Regions from separate parts of the Homo sapiens genome. Here region 2 is linked to region 1. Evidence: chromatin contacts called from ENCODE POLR2A ChIA-PET data. All regions are on one chromosome and are shown on one strand. Each heading gives the region's core, a stretch centred on a gene start or an enhancer-like site at or near the end of the contact. The rest is flanking DNA. Distances are from core to core; before and after follow the strand shown.

Region 1 (5,607 bases), core at 1,400-3,899:
TATTTATCTCATTCTGCATGGATATAGATTCAGATGCTGTCTACACTCAGGGATCCCATTGGCCACAGCATCAAGATCTCTTCATGTCGTAAATCAAGTTGGAGGGAGACAATTTTAAGGTCCTCTACCATCTATGGCCACTTCAATTTCGGATTCATCTTTGATGGGCATGTGACTCTGGAATAGGGCAACTCTAAAAGTTTGAGTAAATACTAGAACTAAACAACTAAACAAGGGAGCCAGGATTCCACACTAAATCCAGACAAAACTATTTTAGGCACCCACACAAGCTCCCAGCCCTGTTCTGACTCTACCCTGTGTACCCCATCGTCTTGCTGCTTCTTTTCCTCAATCCCTGACATTCTTTGCTTTTGTTTGTTTGTTTGTTTGTTTGTTTTTGAGACAGGGTCTCACTCTGTCATCCGGGCTGTAGTACGGTGGTGTGGTGGTGCAATCATAGCTCACTGCAGCCTCAAACTCCTGGGCTCAAGCGACTCCCTAATAATTGAGCTAACTTTGCACACAGGAGTTCTACAGGCCAGGTGCAGTGGCTCACACCTGTAATCCCAGCATTTTGGGAGGCCAAGGCGGGAAGTTCACTTGAGATCAGGAGTTTGAGACCATCCCGGCCAAAATGGTGAAACCCCGTCTCTACTAAAAATACAAAAAAGGCCAAGTGCAGTGGCTCACCTCACGCCTATAATCCCAGCACTTTGGGAAGCTGAGGTAGGAGGATCACTTGAGGCCAGGAGTTTGAGGCCAGCCTGGCCAACATGCTGAAACCTTGTCTCTATTAAAAATACAAAAATTAGCCAGGCGTAGTGGTAGATGCCTGTAATCCCAGCTACTCAGGAGGCTGAGGCAGGAGAATTGCTTGAACCTGCGAGGTGGAGGTTGCAGTGAGCCGAGTTCCTGCCACTGCACTCCAGCCTGGCCGACAGAGTAAGACTCTGTCTCAAAAAAAAAACAAAAAAAAATTAGCCAGGCGTGGTGATGCACACCTGTAATCCTAACTACTTGGGATGCTGAGGCAGGAGGATCGCTTGAGCCTGAGAGGTGGAGGTTGCAGTGAGTCGAGATCGTGCCACTGCACCACTCCAACCTGGGCAACAGTGAAACTCTGTCTCAAAGAAAAAAAAAAGAGAGAGAAGAGAATAGAACTATAGACACATGCCAATGCACCCAGCTATTTTTTTTTTTTTTTTGGTAGACGTGGGGTCTTGCTATGTTCCTCAGGGCACCATGGCCAACTGATTTTTTTTATTTTTTGCAGAGACAAGGTCTCGGGGGCTCTCTTTGTTGCCCAAGTTAGTCTCAAACTCCTGGCCTCAAGTGATCCTCTTGCTTCCGCTGTGATGGTTAATACTGAGTGTCAACTTGATTGGATTGAAGGATGCAAAGTATTGATCCTGGGTGTGTCTGTGAGGGTGTTGCCAAAGGAGATTAACATTTGGGTCAGGGCTGGGCGAGTTGGCTCACACCTGTAATCCCAGCACTTTGGGAGGCCGAGGCAGGCAGATCACAAGGTCAGGAGATTGAGGCCATCCTGGCTCAAGCGGTGAAACCCCGTCTCTACTAAAAATACAAAAAATTAGCCAGGCATAGTGGCAGGCGCCTGTAGTCCCAGCTACTCGGGAGGCTGAGGCAGGAGAATGGCGTGAACCCGGGAGGCGGAGCTTGCAGTGAGCTGAGATCTCACCACTGCACTCCAGCCTGGGCAACAGAGCGAGACTCCATCTCAAAAAAAAAAAAAAAAAAAGCATTTGGGTCAGTGGGCTGGGAAAAGCAGATCCACCCTTAATTTGGGTGGGAACCATCTAATCAGCTGCCAGCATGGCTGGAATATAAAGCAGGAAGAAAAGCATGAGAAGACTAGACTTGGCCTAGCCTCCCAGCGTGCATCTTTCTCCCATGCTGCATGCTTCCTGCCCTCGAACATTGGTCTCAAAGTTCTTCAGCTTTCGGACTCAGACTAGCTCTCCTTGCTCGTTAGCTTGTAGACAGCCTATTGTGGGACCTTGTGATCGTGTGAGTTAATACTTAATAAACTCCCCTTTATATATCTCTGTATCCCATTAGTTCTGTCCCTTTAGAGAACCCTGACTAATACATCCACCTCCCAAAATGCTTCAATTACAGGCCTGAGCCACCGCGCCCAGCCCCTGACACTCCTTGATTTGCACGTAGTCCTCATCCTGCCCTGACTCCATCTGCATCTAGATTTTTCTCCTGGAAAAGCAGGGATTACCTGTAGACCAGGACGACAATGGTATGCTCTAGGTAGGATGCCCAGTCCTACCTAGACATGGACTTAGACTTTGAATTGAGTGATCTGGCACTAAGCCAGGGTCATACTGGACTTGGCCAGCTGTACTGAACCCTCCCTAATCTGGAGTCATTCCCACAGCTGGGCTTCCTGGCGGGTCAGGGTGGGAAGGGATCATTATAGAGCACCACCTATGTCTTAGGCACTATGCTAAATACTTTACATGGATAATTTCACTTTATCTTTACAACAAAGATGCAAGGCAATACTTTTATTATCCCCATCCTAAAGATCAGGAAACTGAGGCTTAGAGAGGTTGAGTAACTTCCCTAAAGCTTGCAAGCGGTGAAGACAGGACTGAACCTAGGCAGTCTGGTTCCACCACACCCCTCTGAGAGCCGAGTTAGCAGGAAGTCATGGGGTGAGCAAGCTCTAGTCACAGCCTCTGCCTGCTTTCCTCCAGCCTGCAATATGCCCAGAGACAGCCATCCTCTGGTGTCTCTATTATTCGTTTGGATGTGGATTACGCTAGTTTTTCCTATGTATGTGGCTTACTGTTTTTAAAAATATATTGTGAGCTCCTTAAGGACAGGGACCGTGTTCCACTATAGTACTGCACACATGCCAAGCAAATAGCTCAGGAAATATGTATTTATTGGGAATCCAAATTGCATGAAGACAGAGATTCAGCATAGAGAACCACAACTGGATCTCAAAGATCTTCTAGACTTCAGAGTCTCATTTTACAGTTGAGGAAACTGAGGCCTGCAAAATAGAATCAGGGCCTTTCTTCAAGGCAGAGCCCTCCCAAATCATTCTCTTCCCCATAGCCCTGGGACCATTGCCAGAACTCTGTACTTATCAACCGAATCATGTGAAGACCTTGATATCCAAAGACTGTAAAATAATTTAAACCCAGTGTCATTTCAGACCAACCAGAGACTAATAGCCAGAAGTAAAGGAGCCTTAGAAATTACCCTGTTCGGCCGGGCGCGGTGGCTCACGCCTGTAATCGCAGCACTTTGGGAGGCCTAGGCGGGCAGATCACGAGGTCAGGAGATCGAGACCATCCTGGCCAACACGGTGAAACCCCGTCTCTACTGAAAAAAATACAAAAAATCAGCCAGGTGTGGTGGCAGGTGCCTGTAGTCCCAGCTACTCGGGAGGCTGAGGCAGGAGAATGGCATGAACCCCAGGAGGTGGAGCTTGCAGTGAGCCGAGATCGCGCCACTGCACTCCAGCCTGGGTGACAGAGCGAGACTCCATCTCAAAAAAAAAAAAAAAGAAAGAAATTACCCCATTCAACTTTCAGGTTGTAAATGAGGAACGGGCCCAGAGATGACAAGTCACCTTCCCATCCTTGTCAGTTGGCCAGTGACTTCTTATTAAATGGGGTTGCCCCTGGCCAGAGGTAACAGAGGCATGCAGGATGCATAGGGCAGCCTTTCCCTGGTTGGGGTGTGTATGTCCAAGTGGGAGTGGGGGTGACTGGCTCCTTCCCCAAGGCCAGACTGCTTGGAGAACAGTGTCCACCCTCCAGCAGAGCCACCCTCCCATGTTCGCCCTCACTCCTCTGTCTCCCAAGCAGTAGAGGCATGGCTGGAACCTGTGGCTGAGCTGGAACCTGATGCCACCACTCCTTCCATCCTTCTCCCCAAGCCTTTCCCTTCCAAGCACCAGCTCTGGCCCAGAGACCAGGTTTGGAATGTCGCATATTCACAAATTCTTTGTTTGTTTTTTTTTTTTTTTTTTGAGACGGAGTCTTGCTCTGTCGCCCAGGCTGGAGTGCAGTGGCACGATCTCAGCTCACTGCACCCTCCACCTCCTGGGTTCACGCCATTCTCCTGCCTCAGCCTCCTGAGTAGCTGGGTCTACAGGCGCCCGCCACCATGCCCGGCTAATTTTTTTGTATTTTTCGTAGAGACGGGGTTTCACCGTGTTAGCCAGGATAGTCTCAATCTCCTGACCTCGTGATCCGCCCACCTCGGCCTCCCAAAGTGCTGGGATTACAGGCATGAGCCACCGCGCCAGGCCACACATTCACAAATTCAAACTTGGCTGCCCTGTGTCTCTTTGGGTAAAAAATACAGAGCTGAGGAAAATAAGTGTCTCCATTCTATTTTGCTTCCCGCAGAAGCCAAGGGCCATAGGAAAGAGAAGTCCCATTGCTTCTTATGGGCTGTATTGGAGTATCATGTGAGCTGGGAGAATTAAAGAAGGCTGTTTTGTCCTCACTAGACATTAATAGTGACCTTCCTCAGGGGGTCACCCCTGGCCCTCCCGTGCATTCCCAAGCACAGTATGGATCAAGAAAAAAGACCTTTCTGAAGGCTGAAAAGGATTGTTCCTGACAGGCCTGCAAAAACAGCAAACAGCATATGGGGGTACTGAGCTCTGCATGGGGAATCTGTCAGGCTTAACAAAGGGCGGGCTCTCCCAGGGACAGGAAGTTAGAAGGTGAACTGCAGGGAACCTCCTTTCATGGGGATGGAGAACCGCTCTCTCCCACTTCCCTCTGGCTGTGCTTCCACAGAAGAGCTGAGCGGCTGGCTCTCTCTATCTGTCTACCCAGGCCTTGAAGCAGTGCAGGGAAATTCTCTCTCCTCTCTGGCTAAATCCCACCCCCAGATGAAGGAAACTAATTTCTTCCTTCTTTCCTGCAACCAAATACTTTTTTTTTTTTTTTTTTGAGACGGAGTTTTGCTCTTGTTGCCCAGGCTGGAATGCAATGGCGCGATCTCAGCAGCTCACCACAACCTCTGCCTCCCGGTTCAAGCGATTCTCCTGCCTCAGCCACCTGAGTAGCTGGGATTACAAGCATGCACCATCATGCCTGGCTAATTTTTTGTATTTTTAGTAGGGACAGGGTTTCCCCGTGTTGGTCAGGCTTGGTCTCGAACTCCCGACCTCAGATGATCCACCCGCCTCGGCCTCACAAAGTGCTGGGATTACAGGCGTGAGTCACCGCACCCAGCTTCCAAATACTTTTTTTTTTTTTTTTTTTTTTTTTTTTCAGATAGTCTCGCTCTGTCATCCAGGCTGGAGTGCAGTGGCGCGACCTCAACTCACTGCAACCTCCACCTCCCAGGTTCAAGCAATTCTCTTGACTCAGCCTGCTAAGTAGCTGTGATTACAGGCGTGCACCACCACACCTGGCTGATTTTTGTATTTTTAGTAGAGACGGAGGTTTCACCATGTTGGCCAGGCTGGTCTTGAACTCCTGACATCAAGTGATCCACCTGCCTCGGCCTCCCAAAGTGCTGGGATTACAGGCATGAGCCACCATGCCTGGCCTAAGGCAACGAAATACTACCAGAGAAAGTCACCATAAGGCAGATGGG
Region 2 (5,381 bases), core at 1,261-3,760, 130 kb after region 1:
TAAAAATTAGCTGGGCTAGGTGGTGTGCACCTGTAATCCCAGCCACTCTGGAGGCTGAGGCAGGAGAATTGCTTGAGCCTGGGAGGCGGAGGCTGCAGTGAGCCGAGATCACGCCACTGCACTCCAGCCTGGGTGACAGAACGAAATCATCTCAAAAAAAAAAAAAACAAAAAAAACCATATCTACAAAAAATACAAAAATTAGCCAGGCATGGTGGTGCATGTCTGTAGTCCAGCTACTCAGGAGGCTGAGGTGGGAGGATCGCTTGAGCCTGGGAGGTTCAGGTTGCAGTGAGCAGTGATTGTGCCACTGCACTCCAGCCTGGGTGACAGAACGAAATCATCTCAAAAAAAAAAAAAAAAAAGATTGAAAAGAGACCTCACAGACATAACCAAGTACAATCCTCCCAAAGTGCTGAGATTACAGGTGTGAGCCACCATGCCCGGGATTACAGGCGCCTGCCACCATACCCGGCTAATTTTTGTATTTTTAGTAGAGACAGGGTTTTGCCATGTTGGCCAGGCTGGTCTGGAGCTCCTGACCTCAGGTGATCTGCCTGCCTTGGCTTCCCAAAGTGCTGGGATTACAGGCATGAGCCACCGCACCTGGTTCTGAAAATGAACTTTTAAAAAGAACAATTTGGGAAACTTCAATATAGACTGTAGATAAGAAGGAATTATCAATTTTTGGCATTGTGGTGATAGAAGAAAATACCCTTTCTAAGATGCATGCTAAAGTATTTGGGAGTAAGTTGACATAACACCTATAATTTGCTTTAAAATGCTTCAGCAGGCTGGGCGCGGTGGCTCACGCCTGTAATCTCAGCATTTTGGGAGGCCGAGGCGGGTGGATCACAAGGTCAGGCAAGTTCAAGACCAGCCTGGCCAACATGGTGAAACCCCATCTCTACTAAAAATACAAAAATCAGCTGGGCATGGTGGCACATTCCTGTAATCCCAGCTACTCGGGAGGCTGAGGCAGGAGAATTGCTTGAACTGGGACCCAGGAGGCAGAGGTTGCAGTGAGCCAAGATCGTGCCACTGCACTCCAGCCTGGGGTACAGTGAGACTCTGTCTCAAAAAAAGAGAAAGAAAAAAAACTTCAGCCAAAAAGCAAAAAGGTGGGGAGGTAAAGGGAGGATAGATTAAATACGTATGGCAAACTTGATGGCTATTGAAACTGGTTGATGGGGTCATAGGGGTTTTTATGTAAGTCTGAAAATTTTTATAATAAAAGTGGTTTGTTTGTTTTTTATTTTTTTTTTAACACACTTGCACATCATCTGTAGCTTGTCTGTTTTTTAATGAATGGCGTAGACACTGATGGTGGAGTTCAGACGAGGGTGTAGTAGCAAAGACTAGAACCACTACAGAAAGATTTGCGGGGGAGATGGAAGTGTGCATTTCCTTCCTCCCTTCCTCCCTCCCTCCCTCTCTCCCTTCCTGTGTTACCATCTCCCATACCAGGTAGGGTGCGGTATTAAAACAGCATGGCAGGAGTGTGGGTATCTTTTGGGGAGGTGGGAGATTGCCTGGGGAAGTTGGTGGCCAGAATGGAGAGGAATGTGGGGAATGCCAGGCTGGGCACCCGGCTGGACCTTGTACTGAAGCCAGTGATGAGGCTTCTGTGCAAAGAGAGTGATGCAACCTGTGTTCCAGGCAGATTAATGTGGATAATGCTGGCGTGAGTCCGAGAGGTCTGGTAAGGGGCTGTTACCCAGGTCCAGGCATGAGGAAGGGATAAAAGCTTGCATTGTACAGAAGTGACAGTGACAAGAGACATTTCAGATGAATCAAGAATCAGCAGAATCTGCTGGTGACCATTTATGAAGCTAGTATGGGTGAGGCAAAGTAGTACTTGAACAATGGGATAAATGGCTGTCCTGTTTAATGGAAATAAGGAAACTGAGATGATTTGGGAGATGAGGATTAGGGGTTGATTTTGAACGTGCAAAATGGGTGGAAACAGAACAACCAAGCTGAGATATTTCAAACAACAGATTGTTCCAAACAATAGGCTATTTCAGGGGTGAGATGAGGAGACTCAGAATCAAATAGATCCACTGGGATGAAATCGTTCACCCCGGCCCCTTTCCCATATAAAACCTGATTGAAGTTTGAGGATGAAGGTCTGAAAATGAATCTGGGAAAGTGAGTGGTCTAGCCAAGATGGAACTATGGGGGAGGGTGAGGAGACAAGTTGGTGTCTCCACAGGTGCTGAAGAAACCTCGCTTTTGACATCCTGCTCTCCTGTGACTTTGCTTCCTGTTGTGATAGGAGAACCTGCCCAGTGTTCCATGGGGCATGGCTCTAGAGTCATTCTGTTTACACCGAGCTGCCTCTCGGTTGGATAACTGTGTGGCTGAAGAACGACACGGAGCATTAAGCTAGGCCCCCGAGAGTGGGGACCAGCTCTATTTCCCCTGTCCCAAGTACACAGGATATAACGTGCCCTCCCTGGAGATGTCCACAGGGTGCTGCTGACCTCCCAGGTCCCTGCCTCACAGAACAGGGGGATTCTCTTCCTGTCATGACTATTTAGTTACTGGGCTAACAAACAAGAAAAAGTCACATGGGGCAGGATTTCAAGAGCAGAGTTACTTCAGTTGCCTGTGGAAATAACACCAGGTTGTGCAAGAAGACTTTTAGGCTGAAAAAGGCATGTTAAATCTTGGTCTGATGGTCTGACCATCTGAAAAACACAGCCCGTTTTTTCTTTTTTGGAGCTGCAGATAGGACAATGATGAGACCGTACCTCTCTCATGCCCCACAAAAGACACAAAAAGAGAGAGGCCTGAGTTTTGTGATACCCGAGAAGATTTGCATTGGTTTATCTGAGTCCTCATTTTCAGCAAATGACAGCAAGAGGCCAATAAGACACAAAGGGATTTTTTTTTTCTTTTTTTGCTCAACTGCCTTCCTTCCTGCTAAAAATCTCTCAAGCTCTGCCCATCCCTCTTCTTTACCCCACCCTGTCCCTACCACAAACCCACTTCCTCCTCAAAGTCCCAGCCCTCCCACTAGCACACTCTTTCTCCCCTGCCCCTTCTGCTCCCCTCCCATGGCTGCTAGCTCAGGGGTCATGCCCAGGCAGCCTGATGCAGGCCAGGATTCTCACTTCACTCAGCAGCCCCCAACAAAGCTGGCACTGTCTAACTGGGTCACCTTGGGAGAAGGCAGGCAGGAGTGACTGGGGTTGTGTCCTGAGAGCACGGCCAACATGGCCCTGTCTTGTTGTAATCACTTTCAATATGGCTTCTTATTATCACTATTTACAATATTATGAATGTATGAAGAAGAGCTACCACCAAGTGAGTACCTACTGTCTTCCAAGCATAGTGCTCCACACATTACATGCCTTTTCTCCTTTAATCACCCCGCAAACACATGAAGTAGCAGCTATCACAATACCCTTTTTAAACATGAGGAAATAAGGTTTAGAGAGGTTAAGCAACTTGCCCAAGACCAGGTAGCACCAAGCGGCAGCACTGGGATGCAGATTCAGATGTGCCTAGTTCCCAGCCCCCTCCTCTTAACCATCTTGACATAGGCTTGAGTGGCATTTATCTTGACTTATTCCCACCTAATGAAGTAGGAAGACCATTCAAACAGGAAGCCATCTGGGGTGAGGGGAAGCTGGTCACTGGGGATCTGGGGTCAGACTGCCCAGAAACCATGGGGATCTAGAAATGGTCATCTGCAGAGTAGCCTGCTCTTTCTCAAGGGAGTTGTGGCCAAGCTCTATCTTTGCCAGGCCTCTGGGCTAATATCCTAGTTGGTTTAGTGGTAATAGGGCCAAGGTCACGAATCTGATTCCTTTGTGGGCCAGTGAACTTCCATCCACTCCAGTGTCACAGGCAGCACTCCTAACTTTGACCAACGGTTCTCAACTTCAGACCATTGGATGAGAATAAAAATGGTTTAGGCCGGGCGTGGTGGCTCATGCCTGCAATCCCAGCCTTTGGGAGGCTGAGATAGGGGGAATGCATGAGCCCAGGAGTTTGAGACCAGCCTGGGCAACATAGTGAGACTCCATCTCTGCAAAAAATACTTTTAAAAACAATTAGCTGGGGATGGTGGTGTGCACCTATAGTCCCAGCTACTCAGGAGACCGAGGTAGGAAGATCACTTGCGCCTAGGAGGTCGAGGCTGCAGTGAGCCAAGATTGTGCCACTGCACTCCAGCCTGGGTGACAGAACAAGACCCTGTCTCAAAACAACAACAACAAAAAAATGGTTTAACACAACTCTTTAATTTTTTTAAATAAATAACCCATAAAAGCATGTACTCTGCAGATGGATGGGCAAGAGTTACAACCCTTATATAAAAACTGTTTTCTATTTGCAATAGAAGAGACCTGGTATCTCAGTGAATCCCAATCCCTGAAAGGACAAGCTCCAAATTTACTCCTTCTCTCCCAAAAGGTATTACTGGGAAATGGTAGAAGTGTTCCAATCCAGTTGAGATATCACATTTTAATTGTTTTGAGCTGGTTGAGGTCACGACACACAACGTTCTCATCAGGTGTCTCTGAGACAAAAGCAAAATCTTAATGTTCAGTAACTCAGCACAGATCCAGTACAGGACACAGAACACTGTGGAAATGAATACTATGAGGAAAAGCTATACAAACTGGCCTCTTGTAGAGATGGCTGCAGACTGTAGGGATTGTGAATGATCCCAAACAGGCTCTGGGCCAATGAAGGAGGCAACCTCCACTGTGTACACAGCACTGCAGTGGGCTTGGTGGAGAGCCATGGCCGTCTGTGAACTTTGGCCTGAACTTTGGAGGAGACAGAGCACACATGCATGCATGCAAAAACAGACAGAAACATGCAACCAAAACATTGTGTACGTAATGGTGGGAGGGCAGAGAGACAAAGCGAAAAGAACCAAGTGGATTTAAACAAGAAACAAATATCTGGCTGGGCGCGGTGGCTCACGCCTGTAATCCCAGCACTTTGGGAGGCCGAGGCGGGTGGACCAACTGAAGTCGGGAGTTCGAGACCAGCCTGACCAACATGGAGAAACCCCACCTCTACTAAAAATACAAAATTAGCCAGGCGTGGTGGCACATGCCTGTAATCCCAGCTACTCAGGAGGCTGAGGCAGGAAAATCGCTTGAACTCAGGAGGCGGAGGTTGCGGTGAGCCGAGATTGTGCCATTGCAGTGCAGCCTGGGCAACAAGAGCGAAACTCCATCTCAAAAAAAGAAAGAAAAAGAAAGAAGGAAAAACAAATTTCCAAAAGAGGAAAGAGGGAGAGCATGGAGCTTGGAGCTGAAGATTCCAAGTCTAGATGGAGAGAATAATGTGAGTCTGTGTGTAGACACAGGACCGAGCTCCTAGGGTGCCAGTGGAGCTCCAGGCCTGTGCCCAGGA

What was found. ChIA-PET counts read pairs that join two places held with the same protein, here RNA polymerase II (POLR2A).
Region 2: POLR2A ChIA-PET joins it to region 1 with 11 read pairs in Panc1. The contact joins two enhancer-like sites. POLR2A ChIA-PET finds 5 or more read pairs at or near these places in 5 of 52 experiments (HepG2, Panc1, activated CD8-positive, alpha-beta T cell and 2 more).

Annotation. Positions count from the first base shown.
Region 1 is chr1:212,122,727-212,128,333 of GRCh38, forward strand. No RefSeq gene overlaps it. Among named protein-coding and RNA genes, the nearest start is that of MIR3122, 48 kb to the left of the region's middle. RefSeq lists an enhancer at 3,649-4,150. Within about 2 kb of position 2,650, at least 3 of the 41 ENCODE cell types and tissues checked have a DNase peak (open chromatin) inside an H3K27ac peak, as active enhancers do.
Region 2 is chr1:212,253,546-212,258,926 of GRCh38, forward strand. All of the region lies in intron 1 of LINC02608 (long intergenic non-protein coding RNA 2608), which reads right to left. Among named protein-coding and RNA genes, the nearest start is that of LINC02608, 29 kb to the right of the region's middle. RefSeq lists enhancers at 2,632-3,133, 2,747-2,926. Within about 2 kb of position 2,511, at least 9 of the 41 ENCODE cell types and tissues checked have a DNase peak (open chromatin) inside an H3K27ac peak, as active enhancers do.